Linked DNA regions of Mus musculus: regions 1, 3 and 4 are each linked to region 2. Evidence: chromatin loops called from intact Hi-C (ENCODE). Cell type or tissue: heart. All regions are shown on one strand. Region 1 holds the start of Rbmx2 (RNA binding motif protein, X-linked 2). Region 2 holds the start of Enox2 (ecto-NOX disulfide-thiol exchanger 2). Region 3 overlaps Gm35107 (a long non-coding RNA gene). Region 4 overlaps Enox2 (ecto-NOX disulfide-thiol exchanger 2).

What was found. Hi-C counts contacts between places; a loop is a spot of excess contacts. Peaks named below come from ENCODE experiments on the same cell type or tissue, not always from the same donor. Only the 100,000 strongest peaks of a DNase experiment are listed, where the experiment ranks them.
Region 1: a loop joins it to region 2, with 3 times the contacts of the local background. A loop is called at or near these places in 6 of 42 quality-filtered maps.
Region 3: a loop joins it to region 2, with 4 times the contacts of the local background. A loop is called at or near these places in 6 of 42 quality-filtered maps.
Region 4: it touches region 2 in a loop (2.0-fold over the local background); 2 of 42 quality-filtered maps call a loop at or near these places.

What each region holds. Positions count from the first base shown.
Region 1 is chrX:48,690,553-48,698,552 of GRCm38, reverse strand. It overlaps Rbmx2 (RNA binding motif protein, X-linked 2), which reads right to left and starts at 3,549. Exons shown (of 6, transcript NM_173376.3): 1 at 3,433-3,549; 2 at 3,118-3,233; 3 at 1,101-1,152. The coding sequence starts at 3,437. In heart, no CTCF peak of the experiment used is centred here; a DNase peak (open chromatin) is centred at 3,562; H3K4me3 peaks cover 1,667 bases; H3K27ac peaks cover 665 bases.
Region 2 is chrX:49,285,099-49,293,098 of GRCm38, reverse strand. It overlaps Enox2 (ecto-NOX disulfide-thiol exchanger 2), which reads left to right and starts at 4,857. Exons shown (of 16, transcript NM_001271447.1): 1 at 4,857-4,998; 2 at 6,195-6,254. Gm39513 (a long non-coding RNA gene) reads right to left here and starts at 6,183. Exons shown (of 2, transcript XR_882305.2): 1 at 4,809-6,183. In heart, no CTCF peak of the experiment used is centred here; a DNase peak (open chromatin) is centred at 4,828; H3K4me3 peaks cover 1,336 bases; H3K27ac peaks cover 869 bases.
Region 3 is chrX:48,896,299-48,904,298 of GRCm38, reverse strand. Gm35107 (a long non-coding RNA gene) reads right to left here. Exons shown (of 4, transcript XR_391673.3): 3 at 3,567-3,673. Among named protein-coding and RNA genes, the nearest start is that of Gm35107, 15 kb to the right of the region's middle. In heart, CTCF peaks have their summits at 365 (motif pointing left) and 4,598 (motif pointing left); no DNase peak of the experiment used is centred here.
Region 4 is chrX:49,011,999-49,019,998 of GRCm38, reverse strand. It overlaps Enox2 (ecto-NOX disulfide-thiol exchanger 2), which reads left to right. Exons shown (of 16, transcript NM_001271447.1): 13 at 1,105-1,216; 14 at 6,417-6,502; 15 at 6,819-6,866. Among named protein-coding and RNA genes, the nearest start is that of Gm35107, 130 kb to the right of the region's middle. In heart, no CTCF peak of the experiment used is centred here; no DNase peak of the experiment used is centred here.

The sequences.
Region 1 (8,000 bases), 590 kb after region 2:
TCAGCAAAAAAAGGACAAAATACTTACAAGTACACCTACTAACCAAGCACTATACATAGCCTATATGAAGAACTCTTTTAAATCTCCAAAAGACATAAACATGCATTTTTTTAAAATACATTATTTTTCTTAGATTGGATGACTCACTATCAGAAAGATGTTAGAATCTCCCAGAAAGTTAATAAAAAATGTTAATATTATCCCAATAAAAACCAAATTTAATCCCCTACCTTAGAGTTAGGTAACTTTGATCAAGATCTGAACTGGGTGGTGGTGGCACATGCCTTTAATACTGGCACTCAGGAGGCAGAGGCAAACAGATCTCTGAATCAAAGCCAGCCTGGTCTACAGAGAACTGCAGAACAGCCTGGTCTACAGAGAGCTGCAGGACAGCCTGGTCTACAGAGAGCTGCAGGACAGCCTGGTCTACAGAGAGCTATAGGACAGCTTTTTCTACAGAGAAATAAAGGGTGAATAGGCATTCCAGTTAGAGTAGAAATTAGTAAAGCCATTTCAAAGAACAACTCAGCAGTGCTGACAAAGCCTAGCAGGCAAGGTCTACTTCTGTTTGGCCCAATGCCACACAGGTAAGGCTCAGAGAGCCCTGTGATCATGGATGACCCAGAGCTTTCAAGAACCCAAAGAAAAAGGGCAACACTGCACCTTCCTGAGAATCCCAGTCTGTTCCAATGAAAGCCCACGCTGAAAAAGGCTTAGTAAAACTGACAGAAATGGACTAAAATCCCTGGGACAGACTCTCAAACGATCTCAGCTCTGGGATCTCCCATGGGGTAACTCTCTGGGACTGATCTAGGGTCTAGCCTTCCCCATGGAGGGATGTCATTAGACATCCCTAGAATTAAAATAGCTTTGGTGGCTTTTTGACGCAGGATCTCACTTAGTTGTGCAGGCTGACCTGGAATGCATTATGGAGCCTAGGCAGACCCCAAGTGATCCTCCTATCTCAGGCACTTGTCTAGTGGCATTAGAGGTGTACAACTCCACACCCAGCTTGAAATGCTTTGTTGCTGTTACAAAAATACACTATGGAAGCAAACTGTTCCATGCATCCAGGAGATAGGAACTAACAGAGGACTTACTGTGAGAACACACAGATGATGTCGCCTTCTGTCAATTCATAAGGAAGCCCTCCTGGAAGAAAACACACATTCTCCAGTTTAACAAGCATTAATCAAGCATTCACTGCATGCTATGCACTAGGCCAGACACTGGAGGTGCAGATTAAACAAGCCTTGATCTGGAAATTATCAGCCTAATACAATGACAGAGTGGGTACGATGACAGTTGTCTGGAAGAAAAGTCATTAGCTCTCAGATCCCTTTGAGTTCGAGGCAAGCCTGGTCTACACAGTGAGTTTCAGAGCGAAACTGTGCCTCAAAAAGAAAAAAAGAAAAAGAAAAAAACTAATTAACTCTGAGGGGAAAGGCTAGGGTCATAAATTACCAAATTAATCTTATCATTGAGTCTTCATACCCAAAGTCCTATAAAGCACATGATTTCCAGCACAAGACTCAGATTTCATAAACACTGACTTCAATACACTGTTACTGCCCCCCACGTGCAAACTAGGATGTATCAAGGAAAGTGCTAAGCGGTTCACAGGAAGCCTTTCACATGTTCCTCAATGTTCTCCTTCATATGCAAAAAGGGGACGTTAACATATTTGCCTCACAGGAGTATTATGGAAATAAACTAAAATGAGGCATATAAAGTGCTTAACACAATCCCTTCAAAAGGCAAACTGCGGGATTTTGGTTGTGACATAAAGAGAATACACGAAAGGTAATATTGTCCCCAGAGACTCAAGAGTTCCCCTTTTACAAAGGCTCTCAGTCTCTAATCTTGGTAAAATAATTCTAAAACAGACTAAAGGGCAAGCTTGAGGTCCATTGTGTTAGCATTTGAGGGAGAGCTGATAGGGAGGCAAGGTGTAAGATTCGCCAGCTACCGGGAGGAGGAGGGAGGAGGGAGCTACAGAAGGGTTGGCAGCCATGCCTTCAGAATTAGGAGGTGGAGCAAGCAGGAGTGCACAAAAATGGGGACAGAGCAGTAGCCGCAAAGGGACAGGAAAACATTTAGATGTGAGATGAGAAAGCCCAGCGTGTTAGGGGCAAGCAGGCTCAGGATTTCCGCCAGCACCCAGAGAACAGAAAGAAAGGGAGAGGTGGGGCTCAGCGAGGCCTCAGAGCAGCAGGTAGACTTAGGGCGGACATCAGCACCACCTGCACTGGGGATCATTTCCCTCCCGTGTCCCTAGCGTGTCTGGCGGTGACTGAGCTTTCCTGACAGGTGTCTACTGGCCAGATGACTTAAAGCTCTGTTGGATTATGTCTGAAGGAAGGGGCACACTAGTATGTAACATGTAGGTTTCCTGAAAATGTCCTGGTATCTACCCAGGGCCAGGGGTGTACTCCAGACTCTATTCTTTTCATCAGAAGTAGCTTTCCCTGATCCTGTCACATTTTCAGGTGGCCTTTCAAATGTTCAGCCGGAGTAAAGCTAATTTTGAATCAAGCCTTAATGTCTTCAAATCCAGCTAATGTCTGACCAGGTACATCACGGTACAGCTAAGGACTAGGAGCAGAAGCCCAGGAGAGGAGAAAAATCATTGTGAGGAAGGGCAGACACACACACGATCGGTATGTGACCGTGACGAAGAGCACAAGCCCCACAGTTTTGAAGTGCTGCAGCATGTGACCTTAAGCAAGTCCAGTAACCTGTCTGCGCCTCCGTTTCTTTGACATCGTGATAGGTTGACTGTGGAATGAACTGTCTCTGAGCAGCCAAGTAGCAAGGTTTTGAATAGAATGAAAGGCAAATACCAATTCTAAGAAGCGCTGAAGGCAACTGAAAAGTGGACCTGTGAGCAGAGGAGCTTCCAGAGTGTGAGGTGATGAGCTTGTTCAGAAGCGATGACCAGGGGCACTAAATAACCGGGGGAGGGGGCATAGGGAGGAGAGGGGAAGGGGTGGAGAGAGGAGAGGAGAGGGATGAGGAGGGGAGGGGAGGGGAGAGGGATGGAGAGGGATGGGGAGGGGAGGGGAAGGGACGGGGCGGACTCTGAAAGGCACTGCTGGAGAAAAATGGGGACCTCACCAACAAAGATCCAGGCGCTGTGCTTGTATTCCGAGTGCCAAGACACCTTTTCCGCCACTCCAAGTTGAACCTCTCGCTCATTCAGTTCATTGATCAGCTTCACCTTAGTCAGAGGGCTGCGCGGGTGGCAGGCAAGCCGGTAAGTGCGATAAGTACTTTTCCTCCCAGCCCGCCCTCTCCCTACCGAGCTTCTCCCGCCCGGAGGCCCGGAGGGCGAGGACCGGTCCCCGCCCTTTCTGGGCGGCCATCCTCAAGCCACTCTCCCTTCCGCGGAGAACACTCCCGCCCCTATCCGCAGAGAAACAGAATCCTTACTTCATATTCGCATCTTCGCGCGGCTCGCTTCAGACGACAACAGCTTCCGGGTGAGGCTCCAAAGCGCTCCCGCGACCCGAACACCCAGCTCAGATTGGAGCACGGGGCCCGCGAGGCGGAACTTCCGCCGGAAGTTCCGGCCCGCTAAGCCCTGGCGCCTGCGCAGTAAGGTGAAGGTGCTTTCTCAGGCATTCGCTCCTGTGGAGGGACAGTTCCCAAGTCAGTCCCCGCCCCCTTTTTGATGGAGAGCGATGGGGGGACCCTGTGTTCCTCTGCCAGTCGGAATTAAATGCCCACGTATAAACAAGCAGGCAAAAATTAGCATTGTCAAACTAGTACCTATCAACTAAAGAGTTAGAGAACTTAAAGGTTGTGAATGAGAGACAATTTATGCACGTTATCTCTGTTAGATCTCAAACCCCAGGCTAAGGCTCACACCATTGGCTCCTCCCAGCACTCCTCACCCTGCCCCTACCCTAAACCTCTGCCTCCCAGGGGGCGGCTCACTTTCTGCCATTTGCATTTTTCATTCAATCTCTTGTTTGTTTCCTTGTGTAGCCTTAGCTGTCTTGGAACTCGCTCTGTAGACCAGGCTGACCGCCCAACAACCCCATGAAATACAGTTACCATCCCCATTTTACAGAGGAAAAAAACTGAGCTTCAAAAAAATTAGCTTGAAGGTCTAGAGAGGTGGCTCAGTGGTTAAGACCATTTGCTGATTTTTTTCCAGAGAACCTGCACCCAAAACAGGTGGCTCACAACTCCAACTTCAGAAGATCCTCCTCTGGCCTCTGTGGGCACTTGCACTCACATAATTTCTGTCTTCTTCAGATAGAAATTCAGTTTTTCCAGCATATTTCTTAAGTAGGTTATTTTTTTCCCAATATATGTTTTTGCTTCCTTTGTCAAAAATTAAATAGGAATAGCTTTGGCATTTTATTCTGGATTCTCTTATTCTATTTCATTGATATTAATGTCTACTTTTATAGCAATACCAGGCTGTCCTTATGACTATAGGTCTATAGTAAAATTTGAGGTCAGGTCCTATAATGCTATCAGCATTGTTCTTATTCCTTGGGATTTCTTTTCTACCTATTGTCTTTTGTAGTTCCATATCAATTCTTGTGTTATTTTTCTAAACCTGTGAAATACATCAGAATTTTGAAAGGTGTTGCATGAAATCTGCAAATTAATTTTGGAAGTATACCCATTTTCACAATATTTATTCTACCAATTCAGAAGCATGGAACTCTCTTTTTCCCCCTGAGACGTGGTCTCACTATAGAGCTTGTGACTCTCCTGGCATTCACTTTGTAGAGCGGGCTGGCCTGAAATTCACAGAGATCCACCTGTCTCTGCCTCCCAAATGTTGTGGTTAGAGGCAGTATGGAACTCTTAAGGTAAGAGACAACATGTAATATTCTCTTTTGAGGCTGATCAGAATATTACGTCTCCATCATTAGGGCCAGAGGTAGAACTCAGAATCCATTCTTTTAACAAGAGGAAGTAACTTTCTCTTAATGAGCTTTAACAAGGCTCTGATACCTCCACCTTTACATATGGCATTCTAAACCTTAAAGAAAGGAAAGATTATTCTAATGGAGGGGCCCATCCTCCAAACTTACTAATGTCTGTCTAGCTACCTAACAAAGAGAAAACATGATGACACATAATGTGTGATATTACCCCATATAGAAGATTTCATTCATCCTGCATATGTCTCTATCAGCATCTGGTCATGAACCATAATGTTCTAAAAGTGAAGGTCCAGAGATGAGTGATGAGTAGTCTAGGAGAGCCTTATTCAGAGCACCAGATATTAGGCCATCCATAATAGCATTTTGATGATGTTAAGTGTCCCATCAAGTGGCTCAAGCTACAACCAGTTTCCGGCAAGAAGCAAAAGCTGCCCAGCAAGGAAAGTTTCTCCTCTTCTGTCTGTGAACTGGGGACTGCTTTTGACTTCCTTGCTCTAATGCAGCTGCCCCCTCTCCTCCCCTCCAACCCTGCTATTCATTAACTTCATCAAATAATCTTGCCAGTGAAAACTAAACAGTGACAGATTGCATATGGGGTTTTATCCATTCCTAGAAATCTCCATCGGCTTTGTTGGTAGGGCTAAAGTAGCCACTTGCAAAGCGATAAGCTTGCAGGTAGTACTGTCTTGCTAGTGTCTTCTGGTAATTGTGAAATAAGAGAGTTGGGGCTCCACCTGGGGCTCAGTCATCTGTATTTCAGACGGAAGCTGGAGCATGAGAGAAAGTTAGGCCAGAAAATGGAAGGATCAGTTATGTGGAGAATATGAGGAGTATTCCTAACTAACTTTTGGGGTTGGCAGAAGTGCTCATTGGTTTGGGGTTTGTTTTGTTTTGTCTGAGTCAGGGATATATATATATATATATATATATATATATATATATATATCACAATTTGGCCTTAAACTCCCAATCCTCCTGTCTCTACCTGCTAACATACCCAATCAGCAGAGATGTTCTGAAACTGAAAACGCTAAAAAAAAAAAAAAAAAATCCAAATGTTCAAGTACTAGAGACTTTCTGCGACCTTTGGTTGCACTGCTATAAATGGCAAGTCAGACTTGGACCTGTAAATTTGATCACTGCGGAAGAGTCAGTAGGAGCTGATAAGTTATGATGCCTGGAAAATATCTCTAAGTCTGAGTTAAAGGGGATAAAGGCCCAAAGTGACCTTTAGCCTTACCACTAGAGAGAAGGAAACTGGTTTACCATCCATGATGATATCCATCAATAACACTCATTCAGAACTTGCTGTATGTAGCATATAGTGCTAGCTAAAGAATTCAAAGGTAGTCTCCATATTAACAAAATGGCTGAAAGTTTTGGTTAATCAGTGGTCTCTTCTTATCACCACAACACACCCCAAAACAGTTTCCCTTTTTGGTTTCCCTATTTGCAGCCCTGAAAATGCTCTTTTCCAGATTTCCTAGGTTCAAAAGCAGGATTTTCACCGTTTGTTCTTATTTCTCCCCACTAGAATCCTCGCCCAATCACCAAGAGCTACTGCAGTATCTGTGAGTCACATCTCTTGAAATCACAGTCTGATAACAAATAATTATCACCTCCAGCTCTTTCACTTCTCATCATAACTGCCCTAACTCCTATCTTCTCCTGGATCCTGTGCACAAAGCCTTAAATTCATCTAGCTTCCACTTGCCTACATTCTCTTGAGTCACAAATATTATGCAAACTATACACTTGTGTTATGAAGACACATACCCTCAGCCACCATCCTCTCTCTGATTGAAACCTGCTTAAACTCCAAAGCCCCATTCAGTCTTCTCTCTTAAAAAAAATCTCTCCATTCCTTCAAGTTCCTGGTGATGGCTCCTACCTCTGAATTATGTAGCACTTCAAAATATCCTTTACATTATCCCCAAGAAACACTGCCAGATCCGGGTAGGTGAGGTTCTGCTCTTGTACACTGTATTAGTCAGGGTTCTCTCGAGTCACAGAATTTATGGACAGTCTCTAGATAGTAAAGGAATTTATTGATGACTTACAGTCGGCAGCCCAATTCCCAACAATTGTTCAGTCGCAGCTGTGAATGGAAGTCCAAGGATCTAGCAGTTACTCAGTCTCACACAGCCTCACACAGCAAGCAGGCGAAGGAGCAAGAGCTAGACTCCCTTCTTCCAATGTCCTTATATTGTCTCCAAAAGAAGGTGTAGCCCAGATTAAAGATGTGTTCCACCACACCTTTCATCCCAGATGAAAGGTGTAGCCCAGATTAAAGGTGTTTTCCTTAAACTCGGAGATTCAATCTTCTGGAATCCATAGCCACTATGGCTCAAGATCTCCATATCAAGATCCAGATAAGGATCTCCAAGCCTCCAGATAAGGGTCACTGGTGAGCCTTCCAATTCTGGATTGTAGTTCATTCCAAATATAGTCAAGTTGACAACCAGGAATAGCCACTACATACACCCTCAAGGTATAGAAGGTAAAAGATGCCTTTGTTTACCATTGGTCCCTATCTATACAATTATAATTATTTTTATCCAGATACCACGTCTGTTTTTATTGCTGTTATCTTGGAAGAGCATTTCTGGCATTTCTTTCCCTTTGCCACTTATTCATTTACTCAACAAATATTTAACAAGCATCTATTAAATGTTGAATACTACCCTAGATGCTGGAGATATAACAATGAACAAATCAAGCAGAGTTTCTGCCTCTGTGGAGCTTGTATTCTTATTAAAGAAGATAGAAAATGAATGTATAAGTATACACCCATGTCAACAAGTGCTATAAAGGAAGAGTGAAGCAGGCTAGGAGGACAAAGTGTGATGTGGTTTTGCTATTTTATAAAGGGGAGGTAGTTGATCAAACTGAAAAATTATGGTCTCTTTAGCAATAGTATCTTACCCTCAAATTCTGACAGGCAACCAAAATCATGAGTGCATGTGCATAAGCATGTGTGGTGCACATGCCTGTGTATGCTCAGTCACGTGCATGTGGTGGACATGTGCATTGAGTTTGACATTGGACATCTTCCTTGATCATTCTCCATCTTTCAGTCAAACTTAGAGC
Region 2 (8,000 bases):
AATATATGTAAGTGGAGAAAGGGAACTGAGCAGCATACACTTATCTCAGTGGCTTCTTGGTGTTAATGTGAGATGACCAGTTTCTTTGTGCTGCTGATATCTTGACTTCACTGTCATAATGGACTATACCTTTAATGACGAGCCAAAACAAACCCTTTCTCTTTTTTTAGTTGCTTTTTTCAGAGTATTTTATCAGAGCAACAGAAAAAGAAACCAACTTAGAAACAAAATTGAAATAATAGCAGAGATCACAGTAATAGAGTCATGTTTTGTCAACTGAATGAAGACCAATACTAGCCATTGAAACACGATTCCTAATGGAGGTAAAATCTTAACAATGACTAAATTCAGAAATCACAAATTGAACCCAGCCAAATATTCATCTCCAGTCCTATTCATATTCACAGTTGAAATCCTGGCCACAAATGCATGTTGTCCATAGATGAAATATTTGCTGTGGTTTTAAAGGAATGCAGTGCATTCCTTTGGCTTTGGTGTAATGTGCCATCTATCCAAACATCCAAATGTAAAGGTGTGATTTCCCCAAAGTGACAGTATAGGGAGTTGAGGCATTATGAGAGGTTCTTGGTGAGGTCTGAGCTTAAAAGTAATCATGGAAAACTGTATCTCCTCTCTGTTTCCTGGTTTGGAATGCAAATTCCCAGTTCATTAAGAGTTCCAACCAGGGCTCGAGAGAAGGCTCAGTGGTTAAGAGCACTGACTTTTCTTCCAGAGGTCCTGAGTTCACTTCCCAGCAACCACATGGTGGCTCACAACCATCTGCAATATGATCTGATGCTCTCTTCTGGTGTGTCTGAAGACAAAACAACTATAGTTTACTAATATACATAAAATAAATAATAAATCCTTTAAAGAAAGAGTTCCAATCATTTGTATTAGTGAATTTGCCAAAAAGCTTTAGTCAATTGTGCTATTTGATTTTAGAATTAAGCCCAAAACTATGAGCAAAATAAACCATGACTGTGTTGTCTTCCATATTTTATCGCAATGACACAAAGCTACTAACACAGGTACACCACAGACCATGTCCTAACATGACACAAAACTGGATATGAGATACTGGATGAGCCTGGGTCATTGGCTATAGACCGAGATCTAATTATTAGACTAAGCATAATCCATTATCATACACATTAATTGAAACAACTTGATGAATGAATCATTGAGCACACATACTATTCATATTGTTGCATAACCTTTCTATAGGCAGCAAAATCACTATGCATATGAACTCCAAAACAAGAGATAATCCTGGCTTTTACTAAGTCTCAATTCTAGAAATAAAAGTGATTGCAATATTGACTAAAAGCTAAAGTGAACCTTGGGAACTAATATTTAATGTGGTGTATAAAAAAGCTGGTCTACAGACTGAGCCCTGGTGAAACTCTTAGAACCAGGGTTCTTATGCATTGTGTTTCCAATGAGGTATAACCCAGGCCATTCTGGATGACTGTCCACCTCAGTGTGGGTTTTTACACTTATCAAAGCATCAAATTGGTCCATTGGCTAAAACTATAACTTTGGAGTCTAATATCAGTATCAAGTTCAATAGTAATATTTACTTGATGGCCCACTACCATGGCACACAATGGCCTGTAAATATAGCTACAGATAAACTACAACTTATCCTGAGACAAGATTTAAATCAAACATTCACATTGCAAACCTGAATCTAACTGTAACGTCATGAGGTCTATACTGGCTCTGTAGAGAGTTTGAAAGTTTTCCTTTTAACTTCTCTCTGAATCCATCCAGCATTATTTACCAAGCATTATTTACCAATATTTCAGAAAAGGGCCACCACTTCATAAATTTGCCCAGCTATACAACAGTGTGTCAAAAAGTATACTAACAGTGAATCAAAGAGTATAGACTTTCTACATATGCCTGCCCACACATTTTAATAAGACACGAAGGAAATTTATACATATTCACATATACACATACTCAGAACAAGTAGCATATACATATATCCATATATACACACATACATATACAAGTATGTATGTATATGTATACACATATTACATACACACATATATGTATACACACACATACACATATACACACACATATACCCATTGGTCTTGTTTCTTTATATGCCCCTAATTAGTATATTGTCTTGTCTGTATCCCTTTTATCCCCCTCTCTACTCTTACTACTTGAGATAAGACTTCAAGCACTATGTGAATGGGGAGGGGGAGCATGGACATCATTGTCTGTTACATAATTTTTGTGGAAATGCTTTGGGTCTTTTCTGTTTTGCATGATATTGACTGTGGTAGGCACACCAAGAATTTTATCATGAAAGGATGTTAGATTTTATAAGAAGCCTTTTCTGTATCTAGTGAGAAAACATGTGGTTACAACCCTTGAGTCTCCTTAGGTCATGGGTTACATTTACTGGTTTACATATGTTGAAACATCTCTGTATCTCTAGGATGAGGCCAGCTGGGCGGTAGTGGATGAACTCTTTGATGTGCTCTTGAATTTTACAAATTCATATTCCACTAAAAAGAAAAATCTAAAATGAGTGGATAAACTTCTAGATACATATGACTTACCAAACGAGCTAAAACGAAGTAAGTAATATAAAGGGACCAATCAGATATACTTAATGAATCACTGAGCGTACACCTGATTAGTATTCCTGGATAACTTTTTGATGGGCAGCTATCTAGATATTTTATTGAGTATTTTCATCTATGTTCATCAGGGAGATTGGTCTGGATTTATTTATCACCTTTTTAGAATAAGGGTAACACTGATTTTATAAAAATAATTTGGAAACGTTCTTTCCTTCCCTATTTTATGGGATGATGAAAGGAGTATTGATATTAGTTCTTCTTTAATGGACAGGTAGTATTCTGTGCTGAATCTATCTGGTCTTGGGAATTTTTTAGCAGGGAGATTTATTATTCCTGCTTATAATTCATTGGTTGCTATGTGTTTCTTTATATTACTTCACCTTAGCTTAAGGTTGGTAAGTCATATGTATCTAGAAGTTTATCCACTTATTTTAGATTTTTCTTTTTAGTGGAACACGAATTTGTAATGTCCTCATGATTCCCTGAATTTCCTCACTATCTGTTGTAATTTCTCCCCTTTCATCTCTAATTTTATTAATTTGTATCATCTTTCTCTTTCTTTTAATTAATTTACAATCCCTTAATGTTTGTTTGCTTTGAAACACAGTCTCACTATGTATCTTTGGCTGGCTTGGAACTCATTATGAAAAGCAGTCAAACTTTGAATTCATAGAGGCTTGCCTGCTTCTACATCCTTAGTACTGAGAAAGATGTGGACCACCACACCTGGCTCTCTGTTTTCTTTTGCTTTTAATGTAGGCACTTAGTGCTATAAAACTTCCCCTTAGCCTAGCCTTTATCATGTGCTATTTGTTTTGATGTGTTGTTTTCCTTTTCCATCAATTCTAAGAATTAAAAATTTGTCTCCTTGAGTTTTTTGACCAAATTATCATCCAGTAGTGTGTTTTGCTTTTTTGAGTTTGTGTATTTCTTATAGTTTCTATTGCTGTTAATATCTACCCTTATTCTACTGTGATTCAATAAAATGTAGGATATTATTTCAAATTTTCTTTTCTTTGTTTGTTCAGTCTTGATTTGTGTCCTAACATGTTAATTTTGTAGAAGTTTCCATGGGCTGATGAGAAGAATATGTACTCTTTAGTGTCTGAGTGTAATTTCTGTAGATGTCTGTTCAGTCTATTTGATTTTTGATGTTGTGTAAACTCTAGAAATTCTCTGTTTAGTTTTCGTCCTGCTTTTTGGTGGGAGTGGGGTTTTAAGGTCACCTACTTTAAATGTGTTTGCATTAGTATGTGTTTTTAGATCTAATGTGTCTTTTATGAAGTTGGGTCTACTGGTGTTTATCCACCCATTTATTTACTGGTCTCTTGTTACATAGTTTTACTTAAAAGATGTTTTCTTGAAGATATGTAAGATATTTTTCTAGTTGTATTGTGCATCTGTTATGAGCTATAGCATTATACTAGTATATGGCAAAGCCATCAATCTTCAATACAAGAATACAGCTTAACTGCCTATCTATTTAGTAGATTTCTTTTGGTATCTCCACATCACATTTACATATTTAATTATGACAAGTCCTAAAGGAAAATATAATTCCCAATTAGAAGTACCTAGTTTTCTAATGACTCTAACAAAAGGCAAACTTTTACAAGGTATATTTTTAATTAAAAATTTAATCTTAACAAAACGGAAATGTATATGTTCATAGCACATGTGTTTAATTATGCATTTGAAGAGGCTTAGGCAGTAGGATTCTTAATTCAAAGCCAGTTCTAGGCTAGATAGCAGCATTCTTCCTTAAACAAAAAAATCAACCATACTCAGACTTCAAATGAAAATGTCAAATTATAATGCAATGCAAACATTCTTTCTCAAAACATAAATACTTTTCTAGTATTCAAAAGAATCTCGAACATTTATCTGTCTCTACAAGCTCTCTATACCTAAGCTTGAGGGTCCTTGCACACTAAACTACAATACCCATAACACTGTCCTGTATTTCAACTCAGGGTTTTCAGGAAGCTTGGTGTGAGAGGAATTGTGGGTATCTAGAAGAAAGCATTTTGACTTCATCTCCCAGAATCCTCTAGCATCCCTTGATACCTAAGCAAATATTGGATACTTCTGAGGAATAACAGTTTCCTGTGACCTCAAACTACATTTCCCATGAAGACACATGCTCGGGCCTCGCGGTTCTCTGATGCCCTAGCCAATGGGAGAGGCTTCAATAGTCACCTGGTAGGTTAGAGTCCAGCTATTGGGCCCCATTGCCTGGCCTAGGCCATCTAGTAGAAGGTGCACGGTTGGGAAGACAGTTGTGGGGCACACCCCACCCTGAGGGCACTCCGGGTCCAGGAACTTCCGAGCGGGTCCGATTTTCCGCGGCTGTTTAAGGAGTAGCGCTTCGGTAGCCGGGGAGCTGGAGGTCAGCGAGGCAGAAAGCCCGAGTGGCAGTGGCCGGGGACTGTGGGACCGAGGGGGTCTAGGGAGGAGGGTGCTTCCGGGGCCGCAATCTTTGGCGCCTAACTCCGCCCAGCCCGCTTCTTCATGGGTGGTGGGTGCCTTGACTGGAGTTGGGGGGCAGGCACCAGTTGCCTTAGCATCCAAAGCACAAGCACGTCCCCCCTCCTCCCAACTCTTCTCTTATTTCCTACCTCCACCCGCCCCTCTCCCCACCACCCAGCGCAGGCTCCTTCTTAGGATGAGAGAGCCTCCAAAAAGTGGCATCTGGATTCCCCTTCAGGCAGGAGTTGGGTGCTCTGTTCCCGCCTTTAATTTGTTGCTCAGCTCTGAGCACCTACCACTGCAAGTACACACACAAACCCCACTCGACCCCACCCTGCACCCCCGTTTCCTCTAGGCGAGTGGAAATTCCTTGCTAAACCCAGGGCTTGATTTTCTGTCAATTTCCATTTCTGCTTCCTGATAATGAGGTGTTCTCTCTCTCTCTTTCTCTCTCTCAATCTCTTTCTCTTGGCTCATCTCTTTTTACTGGCCTTTTTCAACTAGTCATTGGAGTGGAAAAGGTGTCCTTCAATTTCCAGAAGGGATAGGAAGCAGAAAAAAAAAGAATCTTACTTTTGAGAAATACACAATTAAGGTTCAGTACAGTGTTCTAGTGAGGGTAGAGGGCAAATTGGACCATTTAAAAACCTGGAGCATATTAAGGGCTTCCAGCAAAATCTGATTAACACCAATAGATAGAATTGAGAGGCTGCTTTGTAAAAGTTCTAGCCTAACTCAGAGCTTCCTGACGTCTTGAAACTTACTCTTTCCTTAGAACAATCCTAGTATGCTTTGTGGAAGAGGTTGCCTTTCATTTGGGCTCCAGTGGTTTAAAAGAGATTCAAAAGGAGCATAAGAGGAAGAAAATGCTTCTTGATGATGCAGGACTTGGCGAATAAGAAGTGGGGGATGGAAAAGGAAGGAGTGTATGACAGAGGCACACATGGTTCTAGAAGAGGTATCAGCAGGGATATATTGGGAGATAATACTAGGATAATATTGGGAGATCATAGTGACATGACAGGTAGAAGAATATGCAAAGTTTGAATTTATTCTGTATTGAATAAAATTAAAGACAAAAAAATTAAGACTGGGTGATTTTCCTTTTCATCCTAGGGGAACCTGATTTGAGATCAATTCTTGGAGAACACAAAGAAGTGTGGTGGTATGTTCCAGGTGTGAGTTTAAATATAAGGAGAAACTTTTGTCTTGTAGATGTTTTATTTGTGGCTAATCTTCGCCACAACCTGTATCTGTCAATTAGAAAGCAAAGTGCCATAAACATAATAAGAAATGAGTTTGCTGTCCTTGTGTAGCAGAATACCTGAATTGTAACCATCTGATTAGAAGACAGTATTGACTCCTATTTATTGAGCCCACATAATGTCCAAGAATCATAAGCACTTAGTGACACTGTCTGAGAGTCTTATATGTACTATTATTTCCACTATTTCTCTAGAAGAAGAAACTAAACTGGGTATTTTAAGCAAATATCTAAAGACAAATAGATTAGAGATAATCGAGGTGGAGTTTTGATGTACAAACTTCTGACTTGAACGCCCATGCTCTTCGCCCATGGTTTCCTAGTTCTGATGTGTATTTTTGTTCATGATTTTCCAACTGTGGCAAGGAAAGATTAAGGTACAATTGTTCATCCTGGAAGAAACCCAAATGAGTCATTTGGATTTTTGTGTCAGAGTGTGTCTGCTGTAAAGTCGTTGCCAATACCACATTAGATTAACTGTTATAACCATAGTTGATTATGCCTGCCAAAATTATAGTCAATGTTTCTTTTTCTAAATTAGATGATTCTATACAAAAAATTATGTCCAACCTTTACATCATTTGGGTGTAGACAGTTCTTTGGGTTTTATTTCATTTCAGCTTTTTCAAGGGGACCCAGGTTACTAGATGTCCTCTGGGACCCGAGTACACGTGAAATACAAGAAGATACAATCGAATACAAGGCCTGAACCCTCACTGGATTTCGGGGAGCTAGGTGACCACAGTTGTGAGGTACCATGGAGTAGAAGATTGTAGGAGAATGGAAACAGGTAGACAGCATTGTGATATGGTGAGGAAAGAGTAGCTAATCAGAGGAGGAGGTTATGGAAACGTCTTTTGTGAGGAGGTGACATGACAGGCCTTGAGGGAATAAGGAGTTTGCAGGGCAAAGAAGGGTAGAGAGGAGCCATTAGAGATAAAGGAATCACTCTGAACGATGTGTGTCTCTATAAGAGTAGAGTGTGAACAGTTCGTCACAGCTGGGTACAGATGTCTAGGATAAGGAAGGTCCAAGCAAAGCACGCTACAGCATTTTGAGCATGATTTTTGAAGAATCAGCTGTAATGGTACTGAATATGAATACACAGGCCCATTGGCTGTCCAAATGGGGTGCATAGACCAGTGGTAGTTATGTGGTGCTCTCACTCACATTTAAAAGTTCATTTGTTGCATACTTGAATGTATCAGAAAAAAAAAAACATCTGGATTAGCTCATCAAACCTAAGGTTGCATAGGACTTGATCTAATAAAAATAGAAACTACATTAGTCTTAAGTTGATCTAAGGACAAATATTCAGTAAGAGTGTGACTATGTTCAGCATCACCAAGTTATAACCTCATGTAATTAGATATAAGGAATCCAGTAGGAAATAGAAAATAACGTGACATTTTCAGGAAGGGTGCATCACTAGCACATTTTCACATTTTTAAGGTGACAGGGGAAAGGACAGAGTGGAGCTACTTATTAGTTAGAATTAGGAGGAATTGGTACATGTAAATATTATTCTATTAGTGTTACTACTTGCTTGGTATTTATCTTTTATGATGAGCATAATATTGCCAGAGCATGCTATTTCATGCATTAAGGTGGCAGCCGGGTGATGGTTACTCTTCAGGCGAGTGGATTTGGGTTATGCA
Region 3 (8,000 bases), 390 kb after region 2:
TCCTCCTCTGATCTGGAACAGGAAAATAGACAGTATATGGGGCTTTTATTCTTCACACTACATAGAGGAACCTGTACTGTCTAAATTCTTGCATTCATTACACAATTGTTCTATTATTAAAAACCCAATTTCAGGGGCTAGAGAGATGGGTCAGGTCAGTGTTTAACAGCACTTGCTCCACTGTTATTAGGACCAGAGTTCGTATCCAAGCAGCCATATAAGGAGCCAATGTTCCCCTCAAATGCCTTTAACCCGAGCTCCAAGGGAGGCAGAGACAGGACAACTTGGGGTCCCATTCCTAACACCCACAGGGTGGTTCACAACCTTCTTTTAACTCCAGTTCCAGGAGAACTAATGCCCTCTTCTGGCCTCCATGGGCATTGCAAGCACATGTTACACAAATACACATGCAGGCAAAAAACACACACATTTTTTTAAATTGATGTTACAAAAATAATCAAAAGGATATAAAATTATAGAAATTGCCTGTATCTCATGAATTTTGTTAATACTATTTTTTCAAGTACTCATTTGCTGCGGTATTGTCCTAGTGGTGTGAAATTTAAATTAAACAATTAACACTAGGTCCTTATCATTACTAAAGAATTTGGAGTTATAAACAAATGCATTGTTATGTGGGCCTTTGTCTCATTGGAGAAAGGTATAGCGTTAAGCACATACTTTCTTTGTACTGTATAGACTGTAAGCCTCACATGGCTGTCCAAGGCCAGAGACCCTGTCTCTTTTGTTCACCACTATAGATCCATTGCCTAACAATTTTGCCTGACAAATGAATGATTGGATGAGTGGACTTTTGAACTCAAAGACAAAATTAATTACACAGAGAACTATATGGCAAAAGAACTGGGTCTATGCCATATAGACATCAAAGACAAGGAGACTGGAACTGTATAGCTCAGTAACAGAGTACCTGCTTAGCATGTGAAAGGATGGCTCCTGGATGCCACCCCTAGGGTGTGTGTGCTGGGGTGGAGGGTGGTAACCAAGAAGTCAATAGATTTGGGCTTAATTGATTAAATGGGTAGCCTTGAATAACTCCTTTCTCTAGAAGTTAATTTCCCATTTGCAAAAAAAAAAAAATTGGCTGGAATAAATCTGTAGCATTTAAACTGTAACAACAGAATAATAATTTCAAAAAAGCTTGAGGTCCTATAAAGTAATTACAAATGGAGAAATTCACAGGTATGTCTGAGAGGGAGCTCACCCTATGTTAATGAGTTATTTGAGTGTCTTAGAATTTGTCTTTATGCTTTCCTCCATTCCTTAAATAGTTTATAATGATCATATATCATTTCTACAAACCAAATATGAGTATACTATCTTAAATGAGCAAACTAAGCAAATAAAAGAGACTAGCCAGGCATGATGATTCAGAGTCAAAGTTCCAGCTAACTGAGAGACTGAAGCTGGATGTGCTCTGGAGCACCTGAATTCATTAGCTTGGGCACCATAGCAAGACCCAGTTCCTCCCACACAAAGGAAGGGACAGGGAGTGACAAGATGGGAAGATTCCAACTGCTCAATAAAGTTGAAAGGAGGCCCAACCCAATCCATATAGTACAATCAAGTCTTCTTTTGGCACATCTCATAAGAAAGTTACATGTTCCTGGAGATAGCACCAATCTACCTTCTCCATTAACAATTCATTTGCTACAGAAGACACCAGCCTCAGGGCAAACCTACCTTTAAAACTGACTGTTTGCCTCCAGTAGATGTTTTCAGAACTTGCTATGTTGTTCTAAATGCTTTTATTAACTTAACTGATTAAAAAACCAAAAACCAAACCAAAACAAAACAAAAAAATTCACTTAGCTTAAGTCATCCATTGTCACTCTCATAGAAATGAATTCCTCTAATCTTATTTGACCTCCTAAAACCCTAGCTTTCTGTCCCTTTTTCTGAACAATCCCCTTAAACGTCAAAGTAGAGGTTGTTTGTGTTTTCACACACCATGGACTACTGGACTCATAGGTAGAACATGTTGCACCTGCCCTTCCCTTTCATGCCTGTCCATAATCTCTTGCCTTAGCACCCACTGCATTACTTTCCATACTATAACCTCAGGACCCTTATTGTTGATGCTTATAGTTTATGGTTCACTTCTGCTTTTGACAAGTCCTGCCATCATTCTTAGTGGTTTCAATACCTATATGGAAACGATACTCTGTGTGTGTGTGTGTGTGTGTGTGTGTGTGTGTGTGTGTGTGTGTGTGTAATCTTTATTTCAAAAACTAAACTCCATATAACGTCCTGGCCCTCAGAATCTGGACGGAGGTCAATTCGACTCCTCATCCTCACTCCATGTATATCCTAGCAATCAGTCACGGCCGGAGCTTTATGCCTAAAGTCACAAACAAGCTTTCAGTTATTCTAGAATCACTCTTAACTTTAAACCCTTTCTTCCCTGGAGCCTGGCCCCATATGAGTTACTGATCAGTAGACATGTCAAGTGTTATTTGTTCAAAATTGAACTGTGATTGTACCTAAATCCTCTCCTCCATCCCTCTGTCACTTCTTATTGTCACTAACTTTTCCCTTCTAGATCCTCCAATCAAACACCTTGGCATCCCTTTTGATTATTCTCTTCCTTGTAGGCCTGCTCCTAGTTCATCATCCATGGCTGGGTTCTAAGTTTACCCATATTCAAACTAGATCAGTTCTTCTCAGTCACTATAACTCAAAGCCCCCTTGTCTCTTAGATGACCGCAGCAGCCTTCTGTTGTGATTTAAACTGTGCTCCCCATTGTATGCTGACATTCACATTAGTTATTTTTATCATCACTGACCCAAATTACCTGACAAACCAATTTAAGACGGGAAGGAATTATTTTGGCTCACAGTTTTTTAGTTCATATTAATGGGAAGGGACAGGAGAGAGGCTCTGTCTGTGGCGGGAGGAGCTAATAGCCTTGAACAGGCCTATCTTCCAGTACCTCAGAATGTGCCTCTTTATAATGAATGGTAATTAGTCAAGTTAGAGCAAGGTCATATTGGAGCACGGTCAGCCCTTCAGTGCTGTCATGTTGATGAGAAAGACACAGAGAGGACATGGCCTTGTGAATGAAGACACACAGGAAAGAAACTCTATGAAAACAGAGGCAGAGATTGTGATGATACAAAAAAATAAGTCATGGAAAAAAAGAAAGTCAATTGCCTCCATTGTGCTAAGCCAAAGAGGGGTGGGAGACATGGATGGGGGATGGTGAACGGGGGATAGACATTCTCTAGCACAGTTCTGAGTGGGAGCATGCCCAGATCACCTTGTCTTCAGACGTACTTTCCAGATCTGTGGAATGAGTACATCTCTGTCATTTTAAAGTATCTAGTATGCTGTTACAATGGCCTTATATATGCAATGGCCAATATAGCTCTTACCTAATTTTCCTGATCTCTCGCTTAACCGTCTTCTTGGTCTCAACACAGGCAGCTGAAAAGACCTTGTAGGGCCTTTATGTCAGCTCCAGTGTCTCTGCTCACAACCCTGTGGTGTGTCCCCTTTCCCTTCAGAATAAGAGACTTATTCTATCCGATCCCCCTCTACTTACTTTCTTTCTCTTCTTCTCCTTCAACAGCAGCAGCACTGGTTCACTGATCTTATCCTCTAAGTTAAGCTTTTAAATAAATGAAGATCCCCGGGTTTCTCTTCCCTCATCTGTCAGATAGAAAAATAAACATATTCACCACATTATTAAATCACATCATACCGCAAAGTACTGGCCACTTTGTATTTAGGAAATATCAGCAAGTATTATTAGTCAACAAACTGTAAAAGATTCTGAAAACTCAGTGCTGAGATACTAAAATTAAAGTTTGAAGAATAAGGAAGGCCTCCATTTAGTAGATATGGTTTTCTTCACTATAGGTTCAGATTTTTAAAACTTAGTGAAATTAGGATGAAGTACTTGAAGAATCCTGGGATTTCAGCAGACCAGCACAAGTCTTACTGACGCTGCTTCTGGATGCCAAGGCTACCATAGCACCAGAGTGCTGCCTGCCATGGGCTTGTCTCTGCCAATGGGCTTGTGTCACAGCCAAGTCTTCCAGAGGAAGATTGCTAGTCCCAGAAACTTCCTCACACAAACTCAGCACCTGCCCTCCCACTCCAACATCAAGACTGGTTTGGCTTTAAAATGAGGCGAGTGTTCTTTATCTTGTTATTGAAAACTTGTCAGGCTTAGTGTACCAAATAGTTTCATAGCTACCATGTGAAGGTAAACTATCCAGGACTGGTAAGGCAGTCACGACGATTTCGCTTCCATGTCAACATGAGAAAACTGGGAGAAGAACCTAGAGAGCCTCAAGACAGCGTCTGGCATCGCTGGGAACAAAAAGAATTCCACTGGAATGAGAAAGTACAGTATTTGACAGCCACGATGTGAGAGACGACAGAACCCACGAAAGAAGTAACAGGTGCAAAATAAATTTTTAAAATATGTCAGGATAGCATGCTGGTGTGTTAGAAGATGGATGGGAGGCTATTTGAAACTTTTTTTTAATTTAGATTTCAAAAACCTGTTACAGAATTGTATTTTTAGAACTTTAATGGCCTCTGATAAGAGTGCGCCCTCTAGTGGCTCAAATAGTGACTGACAAATGACCAGGCACTCAGCATTACAAATCTAAATGATTTTATTTCCTCTAAACGTTAAAAAAGAGAAATGATTTCCCTTACTGTAGCTTTAAAAAATCACCCTCCTATCAAAGGCTTACAACATAAAGAATAGTTGTTTTTGGTCATTCACTTATTATTAAGGAAATACACCCAGTGTTACTGTTTTTAGACAAAGAATTTATAAGTTATTTACTGTCCTTTTTTCTACAGTAAGCATATAGTACTGTTAATTCTTAACTGTTTTTATTTTGGAATTTTTAAATTACATACAAAATTATGAGTATCATCATAATAAGAAATTGTGATCATACCACGCACGTCTCTAGAATTATATTTTGCCAAATTTCCTTCAGCTTTTAGTTCCATTCTATTTTGAAATGTGCAAAAAAATCAGTTGTAAATATAGTTCATATTATTTTTTCTGGCTTTCAGTTTGATACCAGTACCATCCAAATCACTCAATATTTAAGATGAGAAAAATATTTCCCTATATAAACCCAATTTTCAGATCTTGGCAGTCCTACCCACTGTCCCAGAAATGCTCTGACCGATGCTAGGATAGCTGCAGATGCAGCCAATTTCTTCACCTTCCGTGGAACTCAGCACTCCACGAAAGGTCCCCTTTTTTCATAGGTGACTTTCCCCCCTTACCTGGGCTCTGAAAACCCACAGCAGATGCCTAACCTCCCATGTACAACAATGACTTGCTCACTCTGTTTAGGCTCAGAGACCTGACTGACAACCCTCTTCACACACTCTCCTCCCCTGCTCAGACTCCCTCATCAAGATTTCCCAAGCCTAAAGATCTAGCTTCCATTGTCCTGCATCTGACTCTGTACAAAAGATACCCTCCCCATCCTGCTCCTGCTTTGAGTTCCCCCTGCTTGGCAACCCACCTCACCTGATTAGGCTCTTCTCTGTGCTGAGAAGTATATAAAACCTCAGGACACTGTGGGTATAATTGCTTACTATATGGTCATATTGGAGTATGGCAAGTCCTTAAACCACCAGCTGTGATACTTTGACAAGAAGGTGCTATATGAAAACTGACATATATAACCAGAGTTCCATGTACTGGGAATTTTTAAAGGCAGCAAAATTGAAGTTGTGCAACAGTAAAAAAAAAAAAAGAAAGAAAAGAAACACAAAGATTGTTGGCAAGTCATCCGATGCTAGGGAAAAGCAATGTTCTCACTTTACAAGTTTCAGACGATTGTGGCCTACTTGATTCCTGGCTCGTGCACTCCAGGACTGTGAGAGGAGAAGTTTCTATTAGATTAGCTCACTCATTGTATATCAGTCTACTTCTTACGACAACTTTGGGACACTAACATAGATCGGGAACAAGGATACCACTGTAACAAATACTTTTCAATGTGGAAAGGGCTTTGGGATTAGGTATAGTTTGGAGACTATAAAAAGTTCACAATAAAAGCCTACACTGCTGTTGTAATTTGGGTATGGAGTGTCTGAACAAAAGATTTATGTTGAAGGTTGATTCCAAGTTAATAGCACTACTGAGAACAAGACTTGAGAATGTGGTTAATCTACTGATAGTTTTATGACTGAATGGGTTGTTAGAAGATTGAACCTAGAGGAGTAAATCACTGGAATTGTGACTAGAAGCTGAGGAGGAGGTCAACCCCATAGGAAGACCAGCAGTCTCAACTAACTTGGACCCCTGAGTTCTCTCAGACATTGAACCACCAACAAGACAGCATACACCAGCTGATATGGGGCCCCTGACACATATGTAGTAGAGGATTGCTGGGTCTGGACTCAGTTAGGGAAGATGCACCTAACCCTTGAGAGACTTGAGACCCCAGGGAATGGGGAGTCCTGGTGGGGTGTGTGGGAGTGGGGGTAGTAACATCCTCTTGGAGACGGGGGAGGAGAAATGGGGTGGGGTGGGGAACAGTCAGAGGGTAGAACAGGAGGGTGATAATGACTGGACTGTAAAAAATTATTAAAGATAATAATAATAATAATAATAATAATAATAAAGGGTATGCCTTGTTCCCAGATTCTTCTTTTCTTGCTGAGTTTCTCAAACACTCTGAGGTGAGCCTCTATTTGTTATAAACTCTCTGACCAGAACACTCATTACAGGCCCATCAGGAGGGCCAAAACAACTATGAGCCAAGACTTCTGAAAACGTGTGCCCAAATAATCCTTCTACTACATTGTTTATCTCAGTTATTTTGCCATAGTAATGCAAAGTGATGACCACAATTGTCCTAAAGTTGTCACTTGTAAGTGTGAATGTTAATGGTGCTTTTCCTGAGGCCCTGGGCAGAAATGAGGACCAAGCTACTTGTAACAAAATACAGCGTTATTTTCCTTGACTACTGCTAAAGTTTCAGAGCAAGGATGCACAATGTGTGACCGAGGTCATATGACCACTGCCTGAGTCAGTAGAGTTCAGAGTCACATCTAACACTAAGGAAGAAAGGCCATCATTTGAGTTCCAGAGAACAGGGTCGTTGCCCTGGGCTCGTGTAAGGAAAATACTATAATGTTTAAAGTCAGAGGCCGCTGCCCAGGTCTGGGTGTGTGGAATCACTGATTTTTTTCCAGAAGACAGGGCTACTGTCAAGACCTGAGGGGTTGGGATTACTGACTGCATTACAAAGGGCACGACCCTAGAGTTTACATAGTGGAATGGAAACATTGCCATAGTTGAAAGTAAAAAGCCAGGGCTGTGGGGCTAAACACATTGACAGAGTTCAGGAGGCCGTAGCCATAGAGACAGAGGCTCAGGGGCAGGGATCACTGTGAGTTCCAGAAAGGAGGGCCACAGCACGGGACAAAGGGGTTTGGGGAACAGACAAAGCTATGGAGAAAAGTTCCACTGCCCAAATCTGAGCCAGGGTTCCAGACAGAGGAGCCATTGCCCAAGATGAACAGGCTGAGACTACTTCTTAGGTTCCGGAGAAGGGTCGGTCACCCAGGATGGACTAGATGCCTCACTTTCTGAGTCCAGTAAGAAGACTCGATCAGTGCTAGTGCTTCAAGGGTGTCAGAATACTTCCCGGATTTAGAGTAAAGTGTCACCCCAAGGTTTAGGAGTGTAGGGATACTGGCTGAGGGTCAAAAGCCAGGGCCAAGTCACAGGAGTAAGAGGGATGGGGCTAGTGCCTAAGTTGCAGTGGTTAGAGGGAAAGACTAGGAGGGTTACCACTTCCAGGGTTTCAAAGGGTGAAGCCACTGCTTAAAGTCAGATCCAGAGTTAAACTAACCGAATAAGGATGAAAGAATGGGACCAATGTCCAAGTTCCAAAGAAGGAAGCATTGTTCAAGACAGAGAGATGCAGCCAAGAACAATGTTTGAGAGTTCTGGGGAAATTACTCAAGGTTGAGGTTATGG
Region 4 (8,000 bases), 270 kb after region 2:
GAAAGAGCCACAAACAGTGCCTGCTGGGCATAAAATTCACCTGAGTATCTCATAAAACCAAACTGCTACACTCAGAAAAAGCCTCAACAACAAAGATGGCAACTGACAGGCAGTTGATATCTTTATTCATGGTCAGAAGGATTTTAACTGATCTTTAACTTAACAGAGAAGAGAAACGAGAAACGGAGTCTCTAGTCTAGAGATAAATGTTCTAATTTCTAGTTCAAAAGCCAGCATTGATACCTGAGTAGAATGGATGTACATTCTCTACTCAGATGTGGGACTTCCCGTGAGCAGAATGTGGATCTAATGTTGAGAGAGACAGAGGGGGAGGGAGGAAGATGAGAATATGAATCAACATACTCATGCATTCATATGAATGCATATAACCTGAGATGAAATGTTACCACCCCATTTCCATTATCCAACAATGCAAATATAGCAAACCTACCCAATTTATCTTTTCTTTGCTTACCTCACCTGTATGATAGAGATAATATGTGTTTAGCAATACCTAATATGTAATACACAATGGCGTGGAGTTTGCTTCCCACGATTACTTATATATAGCCTAAGAATACAGCCAGAGAAACATAACTGGTTAAGATAAATGTCTACATCCTTGTGCATTTTGACACCATATAAAGATGGTTTGGCTCTGATGGCAATGGTACTTCCTGCCAAGCCTGAAAACAAAAGTTTAGTTCTCAGGAACCACATGGTAGAAGGAGCGAATCAATACAGAAAGTTGTCCTTTGATCTCCACAAGTATAGCATGGTGTGTGTGGGCATGTACACACACACACACACACACACACACACACACACACACCAAATAAATGTTTTTAAAGGGTACTTTGGATTATCTGTGGTGTTTTTAGAATTTGTATTTTCAGCAACCCAGACTGGACTATGTTGTTTTAATGGTACTGTGTTGCTTTTGTGGACCTATTGCTGGGCACAGTGAAGTCCACCTGTTGTTACTAGGCAACATAATTAGACCTTACCTTTCATCTTTTAATCAAAGTTATATGTTGTACAATTAATTGAAATCAACTCTTTGGACAAATAGGGTTAACTGACCCAGGAAGCCTTTTATTCCAGCAGGAAAACTGTGGTTCTAGACTGTGTGCATCAAGCCAAGAAGGTGAGCAACCTCTTGAGAAGACCGCAGTCAGCAATCCTGTCAAATCTGAACGTGAGGCACTGCTAGTGGGTAAGCAAACCAACACACACACACACACACACACACACACACAACCCATAAGGTACAGAACATGTCTGGCAAGCATGTATGAAGTATGACAGTACAAGAGTTTTAAACATGAGAAGAAAGATCAAGGAAAAAATTTCCATTAAAACTTCTAAGAAGAGCCAGGCAGCATGCCTTTGATCCCAGCACTTGGGAGGCAGAGGCAGGAGGATTTCTGAGTTGGAGGCCAGCCTGGTCTACAAAATGAGTTCCAGGACAGCCAGGGCTACACAGAGAAACCCTGTCTCAAAAAAAACAAAAAAAAAAACAAAAAAAACAAAAACAAAAAAAAACAAAACAACAACAACAACAACAACAAAAACTTTTAAGAGCTCCAAACCACTTCTGGTTCCTTGTAGCCACTGTCATCCCAAGTGTGCTGTAGTCAGTATTATACTGAGAGTGGGTCAAGTACAGAAGCACATTGTGTGCTTTTAATTGCTCTATAAGGAGAGAGGAGTCCTTGCCCATTCATTCAGAGGGCTAGTCCAGACACTGGTGAGAAAGGCTTTCTCAGATGAGCCTCAGTAGCGAGTGTCTGCTCTTCTGATGCAGATGAAGGGGTATTTGTCTCTACTTCTCAGCACAACACATGCTCTTTGCAATACTACTTTTCCAAGTCTCCAACACCAAGTAAGTATCTGATAGCTTTATTAAATTCCACTCTGATGTAACTTCAGTTGAAGTTACATTCCACAGGTTTAAAGACAACATCTCTGATTTTGGCTCAGTCTCTGAGCACCCCAAGGGTCCAGGTTAGTTGACTCTGATGGTCTTCCTGTGGAGTTCCTATCTCCTTTGGCCTCCCCCTCATATGTAGCAGATATTCTGCATGATCTTCATGTGGGTCTCAAACAAATGGAGCAGTATCTGTCTCCAAAGCTAGTGCCTGTCCATGGGATATGTTCTTCTAGCTAGACTACCTTGTCTAACCTCGGTGGGAGAGGATACACCTAGCCCCACAGAGACTTGAAGTAACAGGGTGGGGATAGGTGGAATACCGGGGAAAACCTCACCTGGTCAAAGAAGAAGGGGAGAGGAGATGGGGGAAGGACTGTGGGAGGGGGTGACCAGGAGTAGGGCAGTGAGCCAGATGATAAATAATTAAATAAATAAATAAACAAACAAACAAATGAGTCTCAAAAATCAGCCCTCACTTTAGATGCCAGACTCATACGTCAGATCCCCAAATGTTTGGTCAACATTCCCTTATGAAAAAAAAATGCTTATTTGGGTAGACAGTGTTAGAGTTTCAGTCCATGTTTGGTTGGCACAATCGGAACTTCGGGGCCTACACCAAGGCACCACATCAGAATGGCAACATGTGGCAGCATCATTTACCTCATGACCAGGATAAATGACAGACAAGAGAGAGGGGGCTGATAACCTGCTGTGTTTTCAAAAAGCATGCGTTCATGTCCACCAAGCCTTACATCTTCAAAGTTCTACTACCTCCACATAGTGCCACAGGATGGGAACTTAGGCTTTATCACAAGAACCTTTGGGTATCACTCCACATGCACACTATAACAGTAAGTCACCCACACTCTGTCCTGTCTTGCTAAAAGTCAGGAAATTCCCAGTACCCCACTCACCAGATTCTCAAACTTGTTAGCGCAATTCCCAGAGCTCCAAGAAGTAGTGAACTATTGCCAGAATATTGTAGAGCAGCAGTTCTTCAACCTATGGGTTGGGACTCATTTCAGGGCTCCAAAAAACCTTTCAAGGGGGTCACCTAAGACAATCTGAAAATATAAGTATTTACATAAGATTCATAACAGCAAAATTATAGTTATTAAAGTACTGTTATGGTTGGGGGTCAGTTCAACATGAGGAACTATATTAAAGGGCCACAGCATTAGGGGAGAACCCTGCTGTAGAGGGTGAAATGCAGGACTGGGGAGATGGAAGAGATACATAGGGCAAGAAAGGAAGAAAAAAGGAGTCAAGCCTCTATGCCATGTATGGCCTTGCTCTGCTCCCTTCCCAGCATGTTTCTGTGTTCACCAACTGGAAATCTCTCTGAATGCTGTCATGTCTTTATGGAGGTTTCATTGTGTCAGTGTGGTTTGAAGGTAGAGAGCCCTCCATGCTCTTAATCACATCTTAGTCTTACTGTTGTGTTGGCCAATCCTTGTGGAAGGGGGTGGCCAGGAGTGGGGCAGTGAGCCAGATGTTAAGTGAATAAGTAAAATAGATAGATAGATAGATAGATACATACATACATACATACATACATACATACATACATAGATGAACAAATGAATAAGTAAGATAGATAGATAGATAGATAGATAGATAGATAGATAGATAGATAGATAGATAGATAAACAGATGAATTAGATAGATAGATAGATAGATAGATAGATAGATAGATGAACAAATGAATAAGTAAGATAGACAGACAGAGAGACAGACAGACAGACAGACAGACGGACGGACGGACGGACAGACAGACAGACAGACAGACAGACAGATAGATAGATAGATAGATAGATAGATAGATAGATAAGTGAATAAATGAATTAGATAGATAGATAGATAGATACATAGATAGATACATAGATAGATACATAGATAAGTGAATAAGATAGATAGATAGATAGATAGATAGATAGATAGATAGATAGATAGATAGATAGAGATGAATAAATGAATAAGTAAGATAGAGAGATAGAGAGAGATAGATGATAGAGATAGATAAGTGAATAAGATAGATAGATAGATAGATAGATAGATAGATAGATAGATAGATAGATAGACAGACATGTGATTCAATGTTTTAAAATTATAATCTATGCAAAAATCTAAATCTAAAAGGTTTTAGGATCTCTGTACCAAGAACTGGGACAAAGATTTTATTTTGTCATTATATCACATTGACAAATGACTCAGGAAACTGTCAATAACTTGTTAGACACTTGTATGCTAGGATACTATAAATGCTAGAATTGTTCTCACTATCTAGAAAATTCAAAATTGCACAGTTAAAGAATTGGACAACCATAGCTTCCAATCTTAATGCCACTAATGCTGAGATTCAGTTCCTCCCTGTGCAAACTGGAGAAGCGGTTACTTGTATTACAAGTATTAACATGGTAATTCTCCCATGCAGGACTTTAGTCAGCTCTCAGTACAATTACAGTACTAGTCACAGATACTTGTTGGCTTTATGTTCCATTTGGGAGCTAATGGAGAATCAAGGTTCCGATTATTTGGTCCTTTAACAAGGATTGGTTAATCCAAGCTTCCTTCTAGGAAGCCGAACCACAAGGTAACTCTATCCCACAATCCAAAGCCTTCCATGCTGACTGGCTTCTGCATATTTGGGAGGTATATCTCTCTTCTTGGGGAGTGGGTATTATACTCAGATATAACACTTTGATATGTCCATATGATGCACAGGGGGATCTGCCATTGAGACTTCTAACAGATTCCAACAACTTTTTAACATTTTTCTACTCAGAATTTTTAACAAATTGTCATGGTGACGGAATTATTGGGGAGAGAAGGAAGTCTCTGCAAATGGATAGCCCGAGACAATAAAATATATCCTTCAATGACTAGCTCGTGTTTTGCTTTTTAAAGACCTTAGTCTTTAGCTGGTGGAGAAATCGCCTTTCTAACCTAAGTTCTTTGAATGTGAACCCACAAAAACTGATTAGTGTTTTTAAACCTCTGAACTTATTTCTTAGCATTTGATACTTTTCCTTAGCTATGACATTTAGACTTTCTTTGAATATGGACTTTTTTTTCTTCAGAACTGAAGTTTTTCAACTCAAATCAGAGCTTAGAAATTCAATTTACTTGGTCATTTAAGAATAAAGAAATGATAAAAGTAATAGTATCCCTTTTGAATGGATTTTGTGACTCACCCTCTGTTCCTCCTAGGTTCTCCCAGCCCACCCTTTGCCATCTAATATTTGGAAGGTTTTCATAAAAAGTAATTGAATTTCAAGCTATAATTTCAGCTTGTACTATTCTTTGCCAGCCTCTGAAAGGACAGAAAACTTGTACTTTCTAAACCAAATCAGCGTCCACTTATATTTCCTGGTAGTTTTTAAGAAGTTCAGTTCTAGAAGATCTGATTTAAAAGATAGATAAATTCACAAGCATGGAAAAAATAAATCGTACAGTTTTTGAACATTTTTTCTACTTGTTGCCAATTAAGTATTAGAACAATTAATGTGACATCCATAAGAATTAGGACAGTGGTTGCAACTGACCCCAGAATTAGACTGAGTGGTAATTCCCCAGGCATTCCTGAAAGCTAGAAATTGCTTTAAGAACTCTGTTCTAGGAACACATTTGGGGCTCTCAAGACACAATGGCAGTGACCAGTCATGCCCGTGTAAAGGAAAATTTTGAATTTTCTGTATAGGTCAATTCACAAAATAAAGCCCCAATACGGTACAAGTGGGTCTCCACCTTTCTAATGCTGCATGCAACCTTTACTACAGATCCTCATGTTGCAGGGACCCCCCAACATTAACATTATTGTTGCTGCTATATCATAAATGCAATTTTGCTACTGTTATAAATCACAATGTAAATATCTGATTGCAGGATGTGTGACCCCTGTGAAAGGGTCATTTGCCTCCCCAAGTGGGTCACAACCCACCGGATGGATTTTGTGGCTCACCCTTGTTCTTCCTAGGTTCTCCCAGCCAACTGCACTAGGTTAATAAGTATGTGGTGTATTTTTCTCATAGACAGTCTTAATTCCTAAGAACATGAAGGCTAATTTAATGATTGCCAAAACACACATCAAAATCTAAATTCATCTTAAGATTCTAGGATTCAAATTGTTGTCAGTGGTGACAAATGATGGGAGTGACCTCACATGCCGGCTTCACTCTGGGTGACATTGTAGAGTGAAAGGCACTCTGAAGTGGTGAGAGCCACTAAGTTCATATACCTGCTCTACCAGTTGTCAGCTGACACTTATGTCTTGGTGTTCTCATCTGTAAAATGGGGGTTGATAGTGCCTATGCCATGGGGTTGTTAAAAAAGATTAAATGAATAAAATATATGCAAACTTAAAATACTGATGAGTTTACAGATAGTGTGCATATGCACTTTTGTCTGTATGAGTTCACTCACTATCTGTAGATCTCAAGACATTGCATGCTGCCATGTGACCTCTGGGACATTATCTCCACAGGGATCATCTCCACATTCCTTCACGTCCACCCATTTGGAGCCAGCATTGAATACATCTGTTCCTACTTGAATCGTCTCGATAATAAGGTATGTGTGGAACTCAAATTGGGATGAGAGGATGAAGGGGTTTTTTTCTGTGTAGGTGACCTTACTCTCTTCAGGCATTAGCAAGCCATATTACTCGTGGCTCTAAGCAAGTGCCCCTTACTTCCAGTCTCTGTGATTTAATGTATGACCTCCCTCTTAGAAATAGTATGACTGTCTGTCCTAGCTTTCCTAAAACTGAACAGTTTCCTGAGACTTGACATATTTGGTAGTAAAACTAAGTAAATCCCATGAAAACTAGAAATAACTGGCTAGCCTACTTCTTAGAAGATTCTGACTTACTTCCCTTGATTTCCAGGCAAGCTACCAAATACCCAGCAAATTAACCACTTCTCCACTCTTACCGGTGAGCATTTGCCCCAGGCCTCTAGCCATCACCAACTACCCCCCACCATTACTACTGCTGCTATCTGCTTTGAGAACAGTTGAGGAAGGTAAAATAATGATGGTGATCTGTGGGCCATTTATCTGTGTGATATCTTCATGAGACAGCTCACAGATCACATGAAGTAAGGCGAAGTGTCAATTCCCCTGAAAGTCAAGGCATAGCAACAGGGACAGATTCTTGATGGCTCCTCAAAACAAATAAGCTCATGATATGTCTTTTTCCCCCCAGAAACAACATTTAGCTAATCTTCCCTGTAGATTGTATCACTATTATTTTACGAAACCAGGCCTCCTAGGAAATACCATTGAGTATGGATTCCTGACATTATATTGTCCAAGATGTTAAATCAGAGAACCCTTTGCCTTCTTAGTGAATGCACTAAGCATATTCTAATTTAGTGATAACACTTTCCCCAGTGGCCTTTGTGTTAGTTCTAGCTTGCATTGATTACTTATTTCCCTCTAAGAAGTAATTCTATTCTGTAGCCATATACCCCACTGGGTGGTTAAAGGAAAAATGGAATGGTAGTATCCAGACCATGTGGTCAGTTACAGTTCAGGATACTGAATTATATGTCAGTAAAACATCTCAGATTTTTTTGTTAGTGTTAAAAATAATACACATTGTCATTGAATGCAAAGCTGGTAGAAACGTAATGAAGAAAAAGTAAGGGAGCCTCACCCCAAGGATTCCATGGTAGCCTGTAATTTCAGACTCCTTTTCCATAGCTATACTACATCTACCAAAATTTATGTAGCTATATCCACTATCTATTCCCAGCTTTTGAAATGAGAGTTCTACTCTTTGTAGTAACCTACAGTGTTCTTCTTTCATTCCAGTGGATCTCCTTTACCACAAGCGTTGGGAGGAGGGCACAACTTCACTCCTAGATAGGGCCCAGCCCCACCCAGCCCCAGCAACATCCTGCCAGAATAATGTCAAGACCTTCCAGTGAGGGCTTTAAAGGGTACCTAAATTTTGTGTGCAGTAACTCCAGGCTTCTTTAAGGTTTCCCCTGTTGGTTATCAGTGTGTGGGTGGTGGGGGAAAGAAATAAAGGATACATCAAAGTAGGAAGAGTTATTATTTTCCT